3 separate regions of the Mus musculus genome follow, and regions 2 and 3 are each linked to region 1. The links are chromatin loops, found by intact Hi-C in ENCODE. Cell type or tissue: heart. All regions are shown on one strand. Links, peaks and the distances in the headings refer to the core of each region. The heading gives the core; the rest is flanking DNA. Region 1 overlaps Ankfn1 (ankyrin-repeat and fibronectin type III domain containing 1). Region 2 has its middle 25 kb from the start of Ankfn1. Region 3 has its middle 37 kb from the start of Gm34677.

Region 1 (6,275 bases), core at 713-5,712:
CTCCTCTCCTCCTTCCTTCCCTCCCTTTTTCTTTCTCTTTCTTTCTTTGTTTCTTTCTTTGTCTCTCTCTCTTTCCTTCTCCTCCTCCTTCTCCTTCTTCTCCTTCTTCAAAAATGTCATTGGGATTTGATGAGGGTTGCCCTGAATCTGTTGATCTGTGTATACTATATGTATACATGGAAACACCATACTGAACTCATTCACCTGTACAAGTAAATCTGCCATAATAGAAAGAGAACAATATAAAGGTTTAACCTAAGTATTAGCAGATGACAGAGATGCTGGTTATTGCAGGGCATACATGTAGAGGTTCTGTGAGCATTCATGATTCAGTCTGTGCACATTTCTTCAGATAGAGAAAGCACAGGGGCAAGGAACCACCAAAATGCATCTTGGGCACTTTGCAAAGCAGTTAGTGTCTGATAAAGAACTCAGGCTAGGGTGTAACATGGAGCTGCCTGGAGCAGCACACTAGGCCCTTTGCTGGTGTTTTTTTCCTCCTTTGTAGGGATAATGGTTGTCCTGGAAACAGACCATCCTCATCTAATTGCCACAGCTTGCCTCTCCTCCCTGGAAATGTTTTAGCCCCAGGGGAAAAAAAATCTAGAGTTTGGGTATGAAAGTCTGAGCTTTGGCCCCAGATCTGTTCCTCATGGGCTGGGTGACCCTGACAAGGGTTTTCTTATCATTGGGCTTTCGTTTTCACTCTTGTAGCAATAAATGAGTGAGTTGGACCTGGCAAACTGAAAGGTTCCTTTTAGTAGTCTGTCTTCTGCTTGGCAATGCAATGTCTAGAAGTTTGGATGCTTGGGAGGTGAGGCCCAAACTTACCCGTATTACAAGCCAGTAATGTCCCCCATTCCTACAAAAAAATCCTGCCCATGTTTCAGAACATTCATACATCATTGCTAAAGGTCTGTCTGCCCCCAGGGCTAGTAACATGCGGTTTGTTTGTAAGACATAAATTTAAATTGATCACTCTTTGATGGCCATTTGAATAATTTTTCACTCTTTCTCCTTGTTCGCCCTTTTCAATTTAGGGAGTGCCTTTTCATCAGAATCTCGAAATTAAATTATGAGAAGAAAGTGGCAGGTCCTTCCCTGTGGTCGGCAGAGAGGCTGCCCCAACCCACTTCCCTTCTGTAATCTCTCGACCTTAGCTCCCGAATGAGGCCTTGTAATAATGGACTGTGTGTTTCTCTCCCCCCACCCCCCCCCAAATAAAATGTGCCACTTATCAAAAACAGCTAAAGGGAGGGGGATTAAAAATAAAATAAAAAAGAGAACTCCTCAGGGTGGATTCGAACATGCTTATTATGTGTGAAGTTGTCAGTAATGAATGCCATGCTCTGCCTCTTCCCCTCCCCCTGCCCCCTCTACTAATCCCCCAAAGAGAGAGAAGGGCTGTAGGGAGGGTGCTGCTATTTCGGTTTCAGATAGGCCTTTTCAAATCGTGCAGACTGTTCATGGGCATGCTCTTTCTCGATGATTTTGTTTTAAGCCCCAGATGACCTTTCAGAAAAAAAAGTAATGCCTTCCTAACACGCGGGGAACCCGCTTGTGGAGTTTGCCCCCAGTCTTGAGGAGCCCAGACACTCGACATTCAGAAAGATTCAGGCAGAGGTGGTTCCCCGTTCTTTTTGCTGCAGCTACCACACAGCGTTGATCCGGACCGGTCACGGGAGGTTTTTCCAGACTGGGGATTTTAAGAAGCGCGATTCTCTTAGGGAGGTTACAAACCCTTCCCTGACAGCTTTCCAAGAACGGCTCTGTGCGCGCCTCTCCGGCAGCCTCCCAGCTCGCTGCAGCTCCTACGACGACGTGATAATCAGAGTCCCTGAACTCCTGAAAAGTCTTCTTGTTCTGCCTGCCACCCTCTCCGTCGTCGTTAGAATTCTCCAGCTATGAATCCCCTATTGTCTGCAGGAGCCCAGGATCCCCACACCATGCAGAGGCAGGAATGCGAGCCTCCTAGGTCTGGCTCTCAGCACAACCTTACCCTGCAGGTCACAAAGCCCCATTTATACACAGCTCCCAAGTTTTTATCATAACTCTTTATCGACTCAGCCCCATATATCCTCCAGGGTAGTCCAGAGACGTTTGGTAATGAAGCCCATTTATCCTCATTTTCTCAATTGGCACACTTAAAATTCCAATATTTATGTTCACACTGTCTTAATTTTGGATGTCAAAGATAGTCTGGTAGACAAGGAGCATTGCCCACGGAGAACTGACCTCATGGAGAAGTTCACCAGAACCCCAATACATAATGAGGTTTGCCACAGCACCGATCACGGCATCACAAATAGTTGCCATTTACAGCTTGGTGAAAAAAAAAAGTCACGTCAGTCTAATGCATTTTATGTGCCACCCAGAAACTGTGCCCAAGTCTCACACTTTACAAAATAGGATTAGCCACTCCTTGATGAGGAAATCAAGGCTCAGAGAGATTAACTGGCTTGGTTATGTGCACTTAGGGGCTGAGCTGAGACTCAAACCCAGGTCTCCCACCGCAAAGCTCCTGGCATTTCTACCTCACGCCTTGGCCTCTTATCACAGATGCAGTCCGTGAGTAAGCGGACTCATCCCTCATCACAGATGTATTAAGAATTGTGAACTTGGGGCTGTGACTATCCTTTGGCAAGTTGAGCTATGAGTTTGGCTCTGATGAGACTTGCACAGGACAAGGGCAGATTGGCAACCAGGAGCATATATTTCACCTGTCAATAGGTGGCAGTATTCACCTAAATCTCTCCAAGAGGAGTCAGCCCAGGTTGCTTTGCCTAACACCACCCCCAAGGCCATCTATGTTCTGTGATGTACCAGCTTTGGCCGTGATGAATTGGGTGTGCGACAAATTGGGTGCTAATTGGGACTCAAGCATGACTGGGACTTTAGTGGGGTTACGGTAAAGGACTGTAGTCCCTACAAAGGTGTGGAATCCCATAGCTACTCACTATGACTGGCAGTGCAAAGCCAAAGATGATTGCTGTGTCTTTGCCCACTTTAAAAATCATGTACAGAGTTCTCAAGTAATTTGTGGATAAAATGGTGAGTGTCCTAGGATCAGAACATTCATAAGCAGGGGTTGTGGGGGTGGGGTGGGGGTGAGAGTGGGGCCCGGTGGGGGTGGGGTTGCTCAGATGAAGATAAGAACAAAATGAACAGTTTGCCTGGTTCCAACTTCTCCAAGCCTATGTGTATGCACACACATGCCCGCCAAATCTCAGGATTATCAGCAGGTATGCAAATCAGCCCACACAGGTGAAAATGGTCAAGACCAAGAGTCAAAATATGCATGAATAAGGAAAGGAACTCTCTCTGAGTTTTATGCAGAGACTCTCTCTCTTCTCTTTTTCTCTCCTCTCTCTCCCTCTCTTTCTCCTGCCCCCACCCCCATTTTCTTAATAAAGAAAATGTCAGTGTCTAAAATAAGTACAGTTAAAAGTATTAGTCCAGAGTCAATTTTTATCTTCTGGCTGGCACCTGGAGCCTTCTCAAGTAGCGCTTAGTGTTTTGAAGTCAAAAGAACAGGTGCTGTGGCAGATGGGAAGGGTAAGAAAAAAGGCTGAGAGATTCTTAGCACATCTCTGCCTTGGCTTCTCCACTTTCAGTTGGGATGCTTAGAACTGATCATGTCCTACAATGACCAAGAAACATTTAGTGGCTAGTGGAGTCTATTGTCATGGAAGCAAGGCCTTGACTCAAGTTAGAGTCTCAGGAGACCATACTCACTAAGACGAACTCTGATGGGCTGGTGTTATCTGGAAGGTGTTCTGCCTACACACAGGACAGTAATTCATATCTCTTTTATGGATCAAGTGACTTTCCCTCTCTAGCTGAGGTGTCTGTGACTTGGTTAGCATTTTCAGCTTGTAGCTGCTTTTATAAAAAATACTTAAGGGTTGTCTACCTTCCATGCTGGATTGGAACCTCCCTGGCCGGGGCTCAACCCTTGTCAACTTTTGACATCCCCCTCAATCTTGTGCATGGTAGATGATTATATATATATGAATGGAATTCAATAAACCTGAGGCAAATATTCTACTTTCTCATCTATTTTTTTTTAAGAAAAAAATACAGCTTGGCTGTTGGACTTGACACATGGGCCACAGTTCTGATTTTTTTCCTGTGACAGTCCATTTCAAGCAGCATTTGTGACCATGGCCCTCTCTTGTCCAAAGCCACCTCACCCCCACCCACTAGAACCAATAATTAACTAATTTTGTGTCTTTTATACAATGTCCCAGTCATATGAGGGGTAAAGGCTGAGGCTGGCGCAAAGGTTGTTCCAAGGACATGCAGTGACCCCTGTGGTATCTATCATTCCAATTCCTGCTTTTTGTGGTTTACAGACACGATCCAAACAAAAAGCCGAACACGACAATGCCGAACATGACAATGCTGTTTCCTCAATGTCTGTGGTCATTGTTTGCCATATTAGGGCAAAGCTAAGCACAAAAGGAGACAGCTTTCTTTAAAAGCTCACAAAATTGCACCCAACCTATTAGGCATATCAGGATAGACCAGCATGCTAGTAAACGATTTACCCAGCTGAACGTCCTGGGCTCAATGATGCTGTCAGCAGCAACAGCCCAGTTGTAGATTGTCTAATGGGTGTTGAATGGGCTGGATATTCAGACACATGCCAGCTTCATGCACAGCCGTGGTGCGAAACATGAGGTGGCCAGGTCCCTGGGATAACAACTGTAGCTGGAAACCACGAGGCAAGAACATTCCCTGTTGATAGTCTCTGGTTCCTGCTGGAACCTCTCCCCTCCTGCTACTAGTCTGTTATCTTAAGAAAGAAAGCCAGACAAAACAAAAGGATGAATGGAAGGGAGGGAGGGAGGGAGGAAGGGAGGGAGGGAGGGAGGGAGGGAAGGAGGAGGATGGAAGGAAGGGAGGGAGGGAGGGGGGAGGGAGGGAGGGAGAGAGGGAGGGAGGGAGGGAGGGAAGGAGGAGGATGGAAGGAAGGGAGGGAGGGAGGGGGGAGGGAGGGAGGGAGAGAGGGAGGGAGAGAGGGAAGGAGGGAGAGAGAGAGAGAGAGAGAGAGAGAGAGAGAGAGAGAGAGAGAGAGAGAGAGAGAGAGAGAGAGAGAGGAGAAGAAAAGAAGAAAGAAGGAAAGAAGGAAGGAAGGAAGAAAAAAGGAAAGAAAAGAAAAAAGGACCATGATGCAGAATGGCAGTTTGGTAGTTCAGGCTTTAATCTTCCAGGTACTCTACTTCTCAACAGGCTTCCCAGCTTTTCCTAGATGCAAAACAAGCAAGGGAACTGGAACAGCTTGCTGGGTGTCACTCCTCCTAGAAACACAAAGGAGGCAGCAGAGCTGTTCATCTGCATGAGACTCTAACAGGTTGAGTTGTAGTATCTCTGGACAGCGACCTAAGTCTTCTGAAAGATTCTCTTGTTACTTCTTTCACGTGTTCAGCCTTCTTTTCTATTGGGGGATGGGGAATCGAGGGATGCTCTCTGAAGGGCCACGAGCAGTGCTCACAAGGCCATGAAGCCAGGAGGCTGATGGGGTATGTCCATCAGAAAGGCATCTCTGTCCTGATGATTTTATTTCTCCCAAGCTATTCCTGATTTGTACTGATGTTCTGATGCTTCAGCGTCAATATGTGTGACCACTTCTGCCCCAGCTGGGTACTTAAATATGCTTGAAGTAACTTCCATATCAGGATCATGAATGTTGGCTTGAGAATAAATAAACTGAGGACGGTGGGCACCCTGTCCTCTCTCTTTGTGTTGTCTTTGATAAGCTAACAAGATGTCCCTGTTGATGGCACTAGGAACACAGGAGCAGCCCAGCCTTTGGCAGTGCTAGGTGAGCCCCTTGGAACTGTGGTGGTGATTTCACAGGGATGTGGGGGAGTTTTGATGGCTAATCAGTTCACAGAGAAAACATCTGATGACTTACTTCTACCATCCTAACCCCAGGTGCCAATCACCCAGAAATAGCTCTGTTTGGTGTTTGGGTCCAGGCTTATGTTGAATTCATTCTAGGGTCCTAAGAGTGAATCATAGAAAGACTACTTCAGCCTTAGGCGGACTGATACATACATACATACATGCATGCATACATACATACATACATACATTTCAAAAAATCCTTCTGACCTTTCCCCAGGCCCTCTTCCTCACTCACTACAGAGCCTGAGTGCTCCTTAGCTGGCCTGTGACCCATTTCCTGCCAAATCACTTACCTTCTAACCCTCACAAGGAACGTTCCATTTGTTTGGCAAACTACACCTCCTAAGCTGATTGACCCTTAC
Region 2 (6,275 bases), core at 394-5,393, 170 kb after region 1:
ACCTTAAAACTGCCAGCGACGGGCTGCCAGGAAGCTACCGTAACAGCCCTGCTCACCGCCTCCCGGAGCAAGACACGAGCTTCGTTTATGAATGCGAGCATTGCTGCTCTAATTAGGCCTGGGAGAAGTTTAACAACCACCCTACAGTATTGCTGCTGACAAATACAAAAATAAAGCCTTGTTCGAATTAGCAATGTGAAGTGAGAGGGGCTAGAAGCATCGGCTGTCTGAGAGGCCCCGCAACAGCTCTAATCTATAGCAAGGTTATTTTGGTTCATAAACTGTTAGTATGTTACCTGCAGGAGGTCTCCCCTGTAAAATGAATTATAGTAAGCTATATGTGATAATTAACCATGCATTAGCAAATATCTTGAAACAGGGACTCTCTGTTTTCTCTGTATTTTGACTAATAAAAGCATGAATTTGTTCAACAAATGATCATTTAGGTTGTAGAATTCTAACCATATTAGAAGGGACACACGGAGCAATGCACCATTGTACTGGTCTAAGGGTTTCCTTACCCAAACAGGCTGCTTAACGGGCTGTCTACATACTGTGATGCCATTCACAGGCCGAAAAACCACAGCGCTGAGAAGACAAATACAATATACATTTAAAATAATATGAACCTTGTGCTCTTATTTACTTAAAAATCACCCTAGATGTGACAATTAAAAAGAAAGCCGCAGATTCAAGTTCTAGCTCAGAAAATAATCTTGCGTTTCATTTCAAGGATTTCAAAACAGCTCCCACACAGTTTTTTTTCAACAATTAAAAAATACACGTAATTGTAGTTTTCTCAAAAATAGGGTGTCTTTAGAGAGTTTCAAACATGCTCTGAGAATGTAGAACTAAATTAGAATGTTGAAAAGACATCACTAATTTTCCCCTGAGTTATTTAATTCATCGCACAGAAAGGTCTAAGTGAATCCAGCATATGGATAGTAATGATGGTGAGGGGAGTGTTTTGGGTGATGAAGCAGGTTGAGAAGAGGGGATGGGTTGAGGGAACCTAATTCAGGGAGGTAGGTGATGGGGAAACATCTCCAAAGGGTGGGGTGTCATAGAAATAAGGAGCCCAGGTGTTTCCACCAAGCATACACGTGGTTCTGGCATCATGGAGAGTCTGGCAGCAATGGAAGGTAGCAAAAATCCCCTAAACTCACAGACCTTCCCCTTGTCCCACAGGATACCGATCACATCTGTATAGAAAGGAAGATCCCTCCTTCTCCCGCGCCCCACCCCACCCAGCATCTAACCTCACAGCTAAGCTATATATATTTATACGTAGTCTATACAAACACAGGCACACATACACAGCTCTAAAAATAGTTGAGACAGACCACTAAGGCAACTTCAGTTTTTATCCCAATACCTGTGACCATGGGACCAATAGTTGTGCTTTAAATAGTCTGCCCTGTTCCCTCGATCCGTCGAGGCTATCCCTTCTCTGCAGCTTCAAGACTTTCCATGTTTTCTCCTGAACAGCTTCCAGGGGGCATCATGGATGCTAGCCCCATAGGTTTTTGTGGTTATATGAGAATATCAGAATACCCAGATTAAGTTAAGTGGCATAAGGCTCTTTACTGCAACACTTCTCCGAACCTTTGCTGCCACTGTGGGGCATATGGCCTATGTGCAAATATTAGCTATGCCTAGCCAGCTTTGGAATGAATATCTAGTTTTACATGGTTTTGCCAGTGATATAAAAATGGACTAAAGATACTGAGTCTGAAGCGCTTCTTGAAGGACCACATGGCCCAAGGACTAATCAAGCATTACATGACTCCCCAATCTGTCAGCATGTAGGTTCTGAAGAAAGGACGGGGCTTCCTCAGTTTGGCTGATGTGTGATTCTCTCCATAATGAGAACATCTTTCCATTGTGAAAACTAGGTCCTGAATTGTGTTCTCTTGTTTGATGGGAAGGCTGCACGAATATAGGTTCAAATCCTGCCCTTCCTCTATGTACTAGATGTCAATGGTTCACCATCCTGCCCCTTTCCCACGTCTACACCATATGGTGAAAACAAATGGTCGAAAAAACACCAGTCATTGCTCATCTCATGAGATAACATCCACTGTAGAGACTCATTCTACACCTACACCCTTGTGCTGTAAGTTAGGCCCAACCTAGCCCCAGTGCTTATTTAAGAAGCAGAAAGAACTCAGAGTAGATGCACAAATAATAGCTCTCTTTGGGACATTTATGACCGATGAGTCAAGACACTGTACAAAGGACTTATTTGTGCACTTAACCTAATTTTGAGACTCCGTTTCTAATCAGTGAAACTTTAAAAAAGAAGTATGGATCCTTCATAAGGAGAGTGAACTCTTTTACCCACCCAGCTTGCATCAGGACCAGTCTTAAAGCTCAGTGCTGTTTCTGCTCTATACATTCTTCAAAATGGTACTATTAATTGGGCTGAGGAGCAAGTGTTAAGAGTGCCCCCTTGTGGTCACCGGGGGACTTGCAGTCCATCTGGGAGAAGGCGGTGTGAAACCTCCCTTAGGCTCTTTGTGAGCAAATTCAGGCTTATTTGTGTCTCTTAGTGTTGTGCCCCCAGGTCGGTCTGTATGTGGCTTTTACATTCCTTAATAAAGTAATAGACATGAAAGAATTCTGTGGCTGATGCCAGCGGCCACAGAGAACACCAAGTCTAAACTCAGCTGAAGGTAAACAGACGGGGCCATCCAAGGAATGTAGCAATAAAATACTGGAACCTAGGACAGAGCTTCCCCTCCCCCTCTATTTTTCTGGGATGGTTGTGCCAGGGTGAGGGGTGGATCTCTTTAAAGACTGCATGCCTCCACTGTGATCTGCTGTCATCTGTCAGAGGGAGCGAGTCAAAGAATCTTTCAAGAAATAGCCTTGCTCCCTTCTCTGAGTATTCAACACCCCCAAATCTCTCAAATCAAATCCAAAGACAATTATATTTTTTCCAGACTTAATTTAATAGCAAAAACACCACTGGAGGACTGAATGTGGTATTTGACTTTTATTTGGTCCACTCTGGGCATCACCAGCAGTTTTATTCTCCAGAGTGTGCCTTTGCAGTGAGTTCCTGGGCCCACAGAGCTGTCCAGGGGCACTGGCTGGCAACCTCACTCCCTATTCGAGATCAGCCCCAGGGCCAGGCCAGAGACAGCACATCAGTAATACTCCTAAGTGCAAATATGACTCAGTATTTCTTCTCTGTGTCTTTGTACTCTTTATTCTTGGGAAGGAAAAACATGACCCTCATCTGTCCCCAGACCACCTTCCCAGCCTTGTCCAGCACTACCACAGTCACATCTCAAGCTGCCTGGATGCCATTTCATTGTGTGCCTTAGCCAATGCATTGGCATATTGTCTGTTCTGCTCCCATTCATAGCGCTGGTGTATATACTATGGATATATATATATATACATACATATATATATATATATATATATATATATATATATATATATATATATATATATATAGTGACAGGCAAATGACCTCTATGTATCTTCCTATGCAAACCTTTGTCAAATGGAGACTATTGCAGGGTCACTTACTTCATCAGGCTACCTTAAAATAAAACGAGCACATGGCTTAGCTGGTATTTGGCACATGAGAAGTACCTGGATAACTTCTAGGTGTCCCTATACCACATTTGCTTCCATGAGACTTCTAGTGTCACCTCTTGTCTCCTCAGTCCCCTTGCTGCCCTGTTCTTTCCCAATCTCTTTGCTCTTTGCCCTGTTGGACTGGAAATAATTCCAGTCAGTTGGTTGCTGGTAGCTCTTGGTTCAGCAAGGCACATTGCTGGCGATACAATGATAAGCCATGGACAGGAGCTTGCTTTGTGTAGTCAAAGAGATCCAAAGGAGGTCAAGGAGATGAAACCTAACCAAACTGCCTGTCTGAAGTAAACGCAGGCAGTGTGTCGTTGGATAGGGTCTCAGTGTGACGTGTCAGTGTGGGATGATCCCCAAAGGCTGTATGGCAAACCTGGTGACAGCACTGGATCCTTCAGACACTGAGGACTGAAGGACCGGGAGAGGGTGGGTATGGACGGCTATATGGAAAAGTGAGGCTACCTGACAAGGGACTTCTTTGCATCTCTCATGCCAACTAGAATGTGAGATCTAGGAAGAAACCATCACAGAGCTTTAGGCATGTGGGGAGGCCTCACGGAGACCAGAAGCAAACAGTAGGAGGCAAAGGCTGGGGCAACCAAGCAGAGTTTTGGTCTGTCAAGAGTGGTCTGGTGAGGACTAACCATTTAGTACTAAGTGGGGGCTGATATTCTAGAACATTCCAGGAGGTATTTTAATCCATTAGTATAATTAAAGGGGACAATTGAGTGCATGTTCTTTTGACTGATAGAAATTCCAGAAAGAAAGTAAAGAGTTTTTTGAGTTTTTTTTTTTTTTTGTCTTCGGTGAAGAGATGGCCGTGCCCTGGGTCAGGGGATAGGTAGAGTCTTGGGCAAAATAGTGAGAGTGAATTTGATCCCAGACTTCAGTCCCTTGTAAGCCCACATGCTTGGGCTCCCATTGTGTCCGGTGCCAAGATTCATTTCTGGAAGATCCCACACTGAGTCTCTCTGTTTGGATGCTCATGTGCCGTAGAGGAGCGCACTGGAGGAATCAGAACTACATTGACCTCGCTGACTCTGGGACCAAGCAAATCACACTGAATACCCAGAGCCTGCCCAATGTGTAACTCACAGAAACTATGTTAAAACCAAAAGAGATAATTATATAGTTCTGAGACTGTGCCTGGCTCATAGACCAACAGCACACCTGGGAACCTATTTTCAAAAAGGCAGAATCTTAGTCCATACCCCAGATAGACTAAATCAGAGTCAGAATATTTACTAGACATCTTACTCCGTATGTTAGAGTTTACTAGCCACGGGACGAGACCATTGTCAGCACACCCAATGTTTTTCCCGCTGTCTGTAGACTCTTGGCAGGTCTGACTGATTATTAGCCCACACTTAGAGCAGAAGAGGTGAATTTAGGCTTTCCTTCCAATTCACGATCTACTAATCCTGCCAGGAACGCCTCCCAAAGCTCTGTCGATTTGCAACCATTTATTTGCAGTGTTCTAGACACACACACACACACACACACACACACACACACACACACACACACACACACACATTCATTCACACATCACACACACACACATTCATTCACACATCTACCACAACAAGCCAGGCCTGGATTTGTTCTCCCTGCATGCACAATTCCTCCTGACTTCCTGACTCAGTCCACCAGTTTCCAACGTTCTGAGTTCACACTTTTAAACTTGCTTTCTATTCAGTATATTGGTAGCTATTTAATGTAGTTGTTTGGGTTCTCACTGGAGAGAGGAGCACTTTCTCCGCTAGGCTGAAAATCGTCTGTGCTTTCATATAGTCTGAGAGAGGCCTCAGAGTACCTTTCATATCATCTGGCTGGCTCTGGTCCACCTCACAGTTTGCCATAACCCCACCTCTGATCTGGCCATCATCTTTGAGATGAGATCCACCAGAGTCTAACTTTGTATAGCAGCAATCCCAATCCCTTTAATGTGCTCCATGCAGGGGCTGTGCTGCAGCCCCAGAAGTTGCGGATGGACGAGGAAGCCCCTCTGGTCCACATAGCACAACATCACAGAGCTAAGCCTATGCACTACAGAACACAGCTTGTGGATTTACCACGAGCTAAAACGTCCTGGATAACATATTTAGCCACTTATGATATCATCTAGAACAGGCTAACTACTCCATCGAAGCCTCGGGTTCCCAAACATGAAGTGGGAAAAATAATGGCACAGGATTTAATGATCTCTTGCAAATAAAATGCTTAGGATGGTTCCTGGCACACAGTAAGTGCTCAATAAATGTTTGCTATTAATATTGAGCTCACCGTATACAAAGAGGTTACTCTCTGCCCTCGTTTTTCCACTTCATAAGCAAACAGACAGCTCAGACTTGGAAGAGAGCTCTGGTGAGCTCCACCCTAATGGAAGCCAAGCGGTGCCCCATAATCATCAAAAAACAGCAGGTGCTCTCCAAACCGCACACTTGAGGAGCCAAGACCAGTCCCGAGAGTCCGTTAGGCTCCGTCTGGCTTTCTATAGGGAATATGAGCACTTTCCTTTTCAGGGACTATAATTCATGGATTAATTAGGCTATTTGATTTTCTTTCTTTTTCTTTTGCCTGTCCAGAGGACCTCATTAGCACCTCCATTAGCATTTGGACAGGGATGGACGCGGTGGTGGTCGGATCCAAGCATCCAAAGCAGGAGA
Region 3 (6,275 bases), core at 496-5,495, 380 kb after region 1:
AGGCTGGGGCTTTCATTGATGAGAGGAAACTACTCCTGTTTCCTACATCAAGCTTAGCCTTCAGTCTGTTTCAGCTCTCAGGCTTGTAATGAGATTTTGGCTCCTTCTGCATCTCAACCCTGATGGTTTTAAGATTCATACCAACCATTCTCCTGCTCCTTGGGCTTTCAGACTCAGAAGAAAGCCACACCATTAGATGGGCTGTGTCTCCAGCTGCCAAATGACAGCCTTGAACCTCTTGGTCTCCATAAAACTGTGTGAGCCAACTCATATACATATATACATATTTGTGTCTTAATACATTTAATATATGAAAAGCAATAATAACAATAATGGTTATAGGTATTATTTATATAACAATAATGGTTATAGGTATTATTTATATACAAAGAATCTTGTATTGATTTTATTCCACTGACAAACTCTGAACAACACTGGCATGTTTTGATGGCACATTACTGGTGTTCTATTGTTTTGTTTTAATATAAGTGTGACAGCCTTCACATTAAAAGTATTCAACCTGAAGTAGATCTTCAGAACAATGCATATATATCCTTATATTAAAAATAGAGAAATGACATGCAGGTGATGGTAGGATAAAGTTGATGTATATTTGGTTGAGTTATCACATCTAGCCAGAGCCCTACTAGTAACCCAAATATTCATGAGTTTCAGAATCACATTCAAAATGTTAACAGTCAGGGGGAAAAAACCCATAATGAGCATTATTTTCAAAAGACTGTAAAATTCCTTCTAGGAGACATTAAGACCAGATTTGTTCTAGCAAACAGAATGAAGGCCAATGAGTTCCAAGAAGTCTAGTTTTAGCTTTGATTACCCCCTTCAGCAAGCATGCTCTGAAAAGCTACTGTGTGGCACTCACTGTTCTTGAGAGAGGAAAAAAAAAAAGGTTCATTAAACAAGGAAGACAGAATTTAGAATTTGCCATCTAGAAAGGGAAATCTAAGAAATCAATGGGAAAAAACCTGAAGTAAAAAGAGTGGAAAGGGTGAGCGATGCTGTTTCGAAGAATTGGAATAACTATGTAGTACAGCTTCGAGGAGATTATTAAATAAAAAGGGAGTTGCCTTGGATGATCTCTGAGGTAAGCTTTCACTGTGAGATGTTCTCACATCTTGGTAGCTTACATGCCTATGGGAACCAACGTGGCCTTTACTATGACCATTCAGTGACAGTTAGAAGGGATTGTTCTCTTCCTTGGGTGACAAAGCATGGGGTGAGTCTTCTCACTGTCAGCCAACCTTCTGTGTCACAAATACCCTGAGTCTTCCACGGAGTTTGCTATGTTTAGCATTCTGTTCTGTCATCTTCTATATAGTCTTATGTGCTTAGCGCTCTTCTGTCTCGAGCCACTGAGCCTTTACTCTGAATAGGAACCCTGTACACTTTATCTCAATTTTTTACCCTCTTTCCTCTCTAGAATGCCACTACCCCAGTATCTGACATCCCGGACTGTGTGTGTGTTTGTTTTGACAGTCTCTGTCCCCATCAACCTGCAAGATATAGGTGAGTCAGTACTGCAGGTGTGGCCATTTTATACTCAGGACTTAGCTCTCTTCCTGACACATGAGAAGGTACAGTGCATCTATATGGAGTCATGAGGACTGAATTAACTGAATCCAATACCTGGGGAATCAGGTTTGTACCTCCCAAAGTTAGAAAGGGGTTGAATTATTCCACCAACCTCCCCCCAAAATAGAATTTTTCTAGGACTGGGTTTCTTCATAGCCTTCCTTCCACTCTTGACTAGCTAGAACTGTGGAGGACGGGAGCTGGGAGGGGCCTTACAGCTTACCTAAGGCCTCCTTGGAGAAGAAAACTTCAACATACAGTCAGAAGGAAGCTATGAATATGTATGAATCCACGGATACATAAGGCATATTTTCAGAGCTGCTTTCTCAGAAATATTTTGGAAAACACACAAACAAATAAAAACAACCCTCTCGATCCATCCACCTTGGATTTGAAATGGATCCCAAACTATTGACTCAAAGGTAGCCAGGATGAGAAGGCTCTGTGTGTGTGTGTGTGTGTGTGTGTGTGTGTGTGTGTGTGTGTGTGTGTGTGTGTGTAGGGGGAGGAGGTGCTCTTTTGGTGGTAGGCCACTGACCGCTGAAAGCCTAGCCCTCATGTGCACACATTGTCCCCTGGGGCCCTGGTGCTGAAGGAGCCTGCCGGACCTGCCTTGTGGGGCTGGCCGCTGACAGCTTCTGACTGTGCTGCTCACCACAGTAACTTTCCGAAACCTCCCACAGTGGGGCTGGGGGAGGGGAACCCAAAAATCCCAAATATAATTTAATTTCCAGGGCAAGGATTTTCATGTTTAAAAAAAAAATGGCCAAGCCTTTCAGAGAGGAGAGACTGCTTTCTCTTGCATTACCACACTGCCCCCTTGAGCATTCGGCTGAAACCCTGCACAGAGCCAGGCTTCAGCCAAAGTCCATGGTAGAACAAGCTCTCCACGGAACAGAACCAGGAGACAGAAGAGAAAATGAGCATGGACATACACGACGAATACCATGGTTCTCATTGAGAAGTTGAAGAGAGATCATCTCAACCTTAAGAAAATCAGGTAATCCCTTGTCCGAGGTATAAAGAAAACGAGGAGGCATTACATGGCAAGCCAATGAGGGGTCACGGGAGAGGAAGGTTTGGGGTCCTTTGGGACTTTCTAACCCAACTCAGCCTTATAGAGAAGAAATGTTAAGAAATCTGTCAAGAAGGGATCACGAATTGAGATGAGATGAGGAGAGACAGAAGCAGACTCCAGCCCAAGGCTGGATGATGAGCAAACAGAACTGTGTGCTACAAGCATCCCTTAGTTTGGGAATTGCACAGAGATGTTCAGGAAGTCAGAAGTGTACCTATGGGAGACCCAAGGGCACAAATCTAGATAGGTACATGGAGAGAGAACATCAAGATGATTTTGTATCTCTTTATAAAACATTTGCCTTTTTTATCTTCAGGGAAATGAGAAGATGTTTAGTGGATTTCCTTCAGGTCAATGAATCTTAGATATAATCAGAACACATTGCAAAGGACCAAGAGTCAAGCAAAGGAAGACAGATCTGACGGAATCAGACGATGTGGCATGATACACGAGATGGTGCATTCTGTGTCCCTAATGTAATGAATGGATCCTTTAGACTTCCTAATACTTATCATTGTGTGATAGGCTAGTGCAGTTAAGATAACTTGACTTTTAGCAGGTTTACAGGATAGTGATACCTTAGCAACCAGCTTCTGGGATTTGTATACTCTCTCGTGGACACTAAACAATTCCATATTCTTTGCATTTTCTTGGCTTCTCAGACATGCCCATTCCTACGAGCTACCCAGGACCCACCTTATTTGTTCACTTCATGTCCTTTAGCTGATCTGTAGTATACCCACATCTTCCCAGGGCTGATCTTTTTGTTCATCAGAGCTATCAAACACCCCAGCTTCAATTCTTTTGCCTCTCCTTTGGAAACAAAAGCCCCTGACATAGACCGCTGCAGAGTCTGATATCTACGGAGCACAGAGCCATAGAAAACTGAAAATAGAACCAGAAAACATATTTATTCTTTCCCTCTGAGTACTTCTGCAAGGCAGGAATGATGACGCAGCCTCACTGGCTGGCCATAAATTGTCCAATTTCTTCACGCCTCCTAGCTGACGCCAAGCTGTCACCAGGATCTGGTCTTGATCTTTCTAGTCTGGCGCTTCATTTTTTCAAACTCCAGCCTGGCTCCTTGCAGGCCCTTTCTGATTAACTTGAGATCTGGAGTTCCTCACTCTAATTCTGCCCATTCAAGAAGTGATGTGACAACACATTGTTTCCTGGGACATCCACAATCTCAATGAAATGAAGGGATGGAAAAACCATGTAGCTTAAACCAACACAGTCCCTGTTTGCTCTGAGACTTGTCAGTCTGCCCGTATTACAAGTGGCCAGTCACTGTGGACTTTCCTGACCGTTTTGTTTTAATGTTATGACCCGCCTGCTACCCCTAACTCCCTTGTCTCCTCTGAATTCTTGTGTGGCCTTTTATTTCAGTGTTGCTTATTTTAGCTATTGTTTTCTGCCTGCCACTTCCTCCCCAACACCAAAACTTAGCTCTGCAGCACAAAAACATTTGTGTCTGTTTTGCCTGGTAAAAATAATTAAAGAGTTTATAAAAGTGGTTTCTAGAAGATGTGCTCAACAGATGTTTTCTAAATACGCAAGAATATATGTGTTTATACATCTGTGTCCACATGTATATATACATGAACACTTACATTTCAATAAGGAGAACTAGCCAGATAGTCAAAGAAAAAGAGAGGTGCGTGTGAGTTTGCAAAGTGTGCACAGGGAAAGATCTAGATGAGAGAGAGAGAGAGAGAGAGAGAGAGAGAGAGAGAGAGAGAGAGAGAGAGAGAAACAAGAGTGAGACTCACTATGTTCATGTCTCTGGTCACAATGGCTTTAGGAATGTAATTTCTTTACATTCCTAAAGCTAACCACCACTGTCTACTCTCTTATTTGGCCAATTCCTCCTCCTGAGGCTGACTATCAAGGTCCATCTATCAAAGTAGTAACATCCAGCAATCAAAAGCCCACTTTGGTTCACCTCATTAACATGTCCAATCAAAATACACTACCACATCCTAGCCCATTCTGACACAGACCTCCCCTTTGTCTCTTCTTTTAAAACATTGCCCCTGCATGGTCATTTGCTTCTGGTTTTCTGCCTCAGTCAGAAGGCGGCCACTTTAACCTCTCTTCCCTGCTTAATGAAGGATTTCTCTGCAAAAACAGGTGTTTGGGTATGGTTCATGCCTAATACAGAGTCACAAGGGGAACCTCCATTGTACAGGGGTTCTCCTTTGGTGTCCCCTCCTTATGTGTGGTATCAGGGGGAGGTTCAGAACTATCTGTCCATATAGTACACTCCAAACCATAGACCTAGTCATTGCTTTTAGTTAGAGATGAAATAAGACAGAGTTCTTCTCAATGCTAAGGGTTGACTTGCGGACCTGTATCACAAATCAGCTCTAAGACAAGCTCAGTAAAAAGGAACTATGAGGGAATCTCTTTATCAATTGTTGGTCTTAAATCCTGAGCCATTGGTGTTTTGTTCAGGAAACTGACTCCTGTACCAATGTGTTCAAGGCTATTTCCCACTTTCTTGTCTATGAAATTTAGTGTATCCAGTTTTATACACAGTTCTTGATCCACTTGGACTTGAGTTTTGGGCAGGGTGATAAATATGGATCTATTTTCATCCTTCTACATGAAGAGAATGCAGACATTCAGTTAGCTCAGCACCATTTGTTGAAGATGCTTTCTTTTTGTCCATTGTATAGTTTTGGCTTCTTTATCAAAAATCAAGTATCCATATGTATGTGGGTTTATTTCTGAGTCCTCAAGTCAATTCCATTGATCAACCTGTGTGTTTCTGTACCAATACCGTATAGTTTTTATCACTGTTGCTGAGCAGTATAGCTTGAGGCTAAGGATGGTGATTCCTTGTAAAATAAATTTTATTCTACAGGATTGTTTTGGCTATCCTGGGTTTTTTGTTTTTCTATATGAAGTTGAGAATTGCTCCTTCAAGGTCTATAAAAATGTGTTGGAATTTTGTTGGGGGATTGCTTTGAATCTGTAGATTGCTTTTGGTAAGATGAACATTTTCACTATGCCAATCCTATTGATCCCTGAGCATGGGAAATCTGTTCATCTATGTACTCACTTATAAGTGGATATTAGCCATAAAATACAGGTACCATGATACACTCCACAGACCCAAAGAAGCTAAACAAGAAGGAAAGCACAAGTGAGGATGCTTGAATCTCACTTAGAAGGGGGAATAAAATAGTCATAAATGGAGGAAGGGAACTGGGAGGGAGAGGAGGAGGGGGTTCAGTATCTGGTATGGGGAAGGACGGGAGAGATGGCCAGATGGCCATGAGAATGAGTGGAAATGTGCAATTAACTGGGGTGGGAAGGTGGGGGGGGCATCTCCAGCATGAGACAGAGACCTGGGATAAGGGAGGCACACAGGTATCAATGGAGTGACCTTAGCTGTGACTCACAGCATTGGGGATATCGAACCTGAAGAGGCCACCTCCTGTAGCCAGGCAGAAACCCCAGTGGAGCAATAGGGACACCAAGTCATCCACAAAACTTTCAACCCACAAATTATCCTGTCTACAAGAACTACAGGGATGGAGGATGGAGCCCAGAGTGAGAAAATGGCCAGCCAATAACCGGCCCAACTCGAGACCCC

What was found. Hi-C counts contacts between places; a loop is a spot of excess contacts. Peaks named below come from ENCODE experiments on the same cell type or tissue, not always from the same donor. Only the 100,000 strongest peaks of a DNase experiment are listed, where the experiment ranks them.
Region 2: a loop joins it to region 1, with 15 times the contacts of the local background. A loop is called at or near these places in 29 of 42 quality-filtered maps.
Region 3: a loop joins it to region 1, with 2.9 times the contacts of the local background. A loop is called at or near these places in 8 of 42 quality-filtered maps.

What each region holds. Positions count from the first base shown.
Region 1 is chr11:89,543,656-89,549,930 of GRCm38, forward strand. The region is part of intron 2 of Ankfn1 (ankyrin-repeat and fibronectin type III domain containing 1); the gene reads right to left. Among named protein-coding and RNA genes, the nearest start is that of Ankfn1, 150 kb to the right of the region's middle. In heart, for the core only: a CTCF peak has its summit at 2,718 (motif pointing right); no DNase peak of the experiment used is centred there; H3K4me3 peaks cover 961 bases; H3K27ac peaks cover 948 bases.
Region 2 is chr11:89,718,588-89,724,862 of GRCm38, forward strand. It overlaps a transcript of Ankfn1 not described here. Among named protein-coding and RNA genes, the nearest start is that of Ankfn1, 25 kb to the left of the region's middle. In heart, for the core only: a CTCF peak has its summit at 2,459 (motif pointing left); no DNase peak of the experiment used is centred there.
Region 3 is chr11:89,919,045-89,925,319 of GRCm38, forward strand. No RefSeq gene overlaps it. Among named protein-coding and RNA genes, the nearest start is that of Gm34677, 37 kb to the left of the region's middle. In heart, for the core only: a CTCF peak has its summit at 2,405; no DNase peak of the experiment used is centred there; H3K27me3 peaks cover 1,136 bases.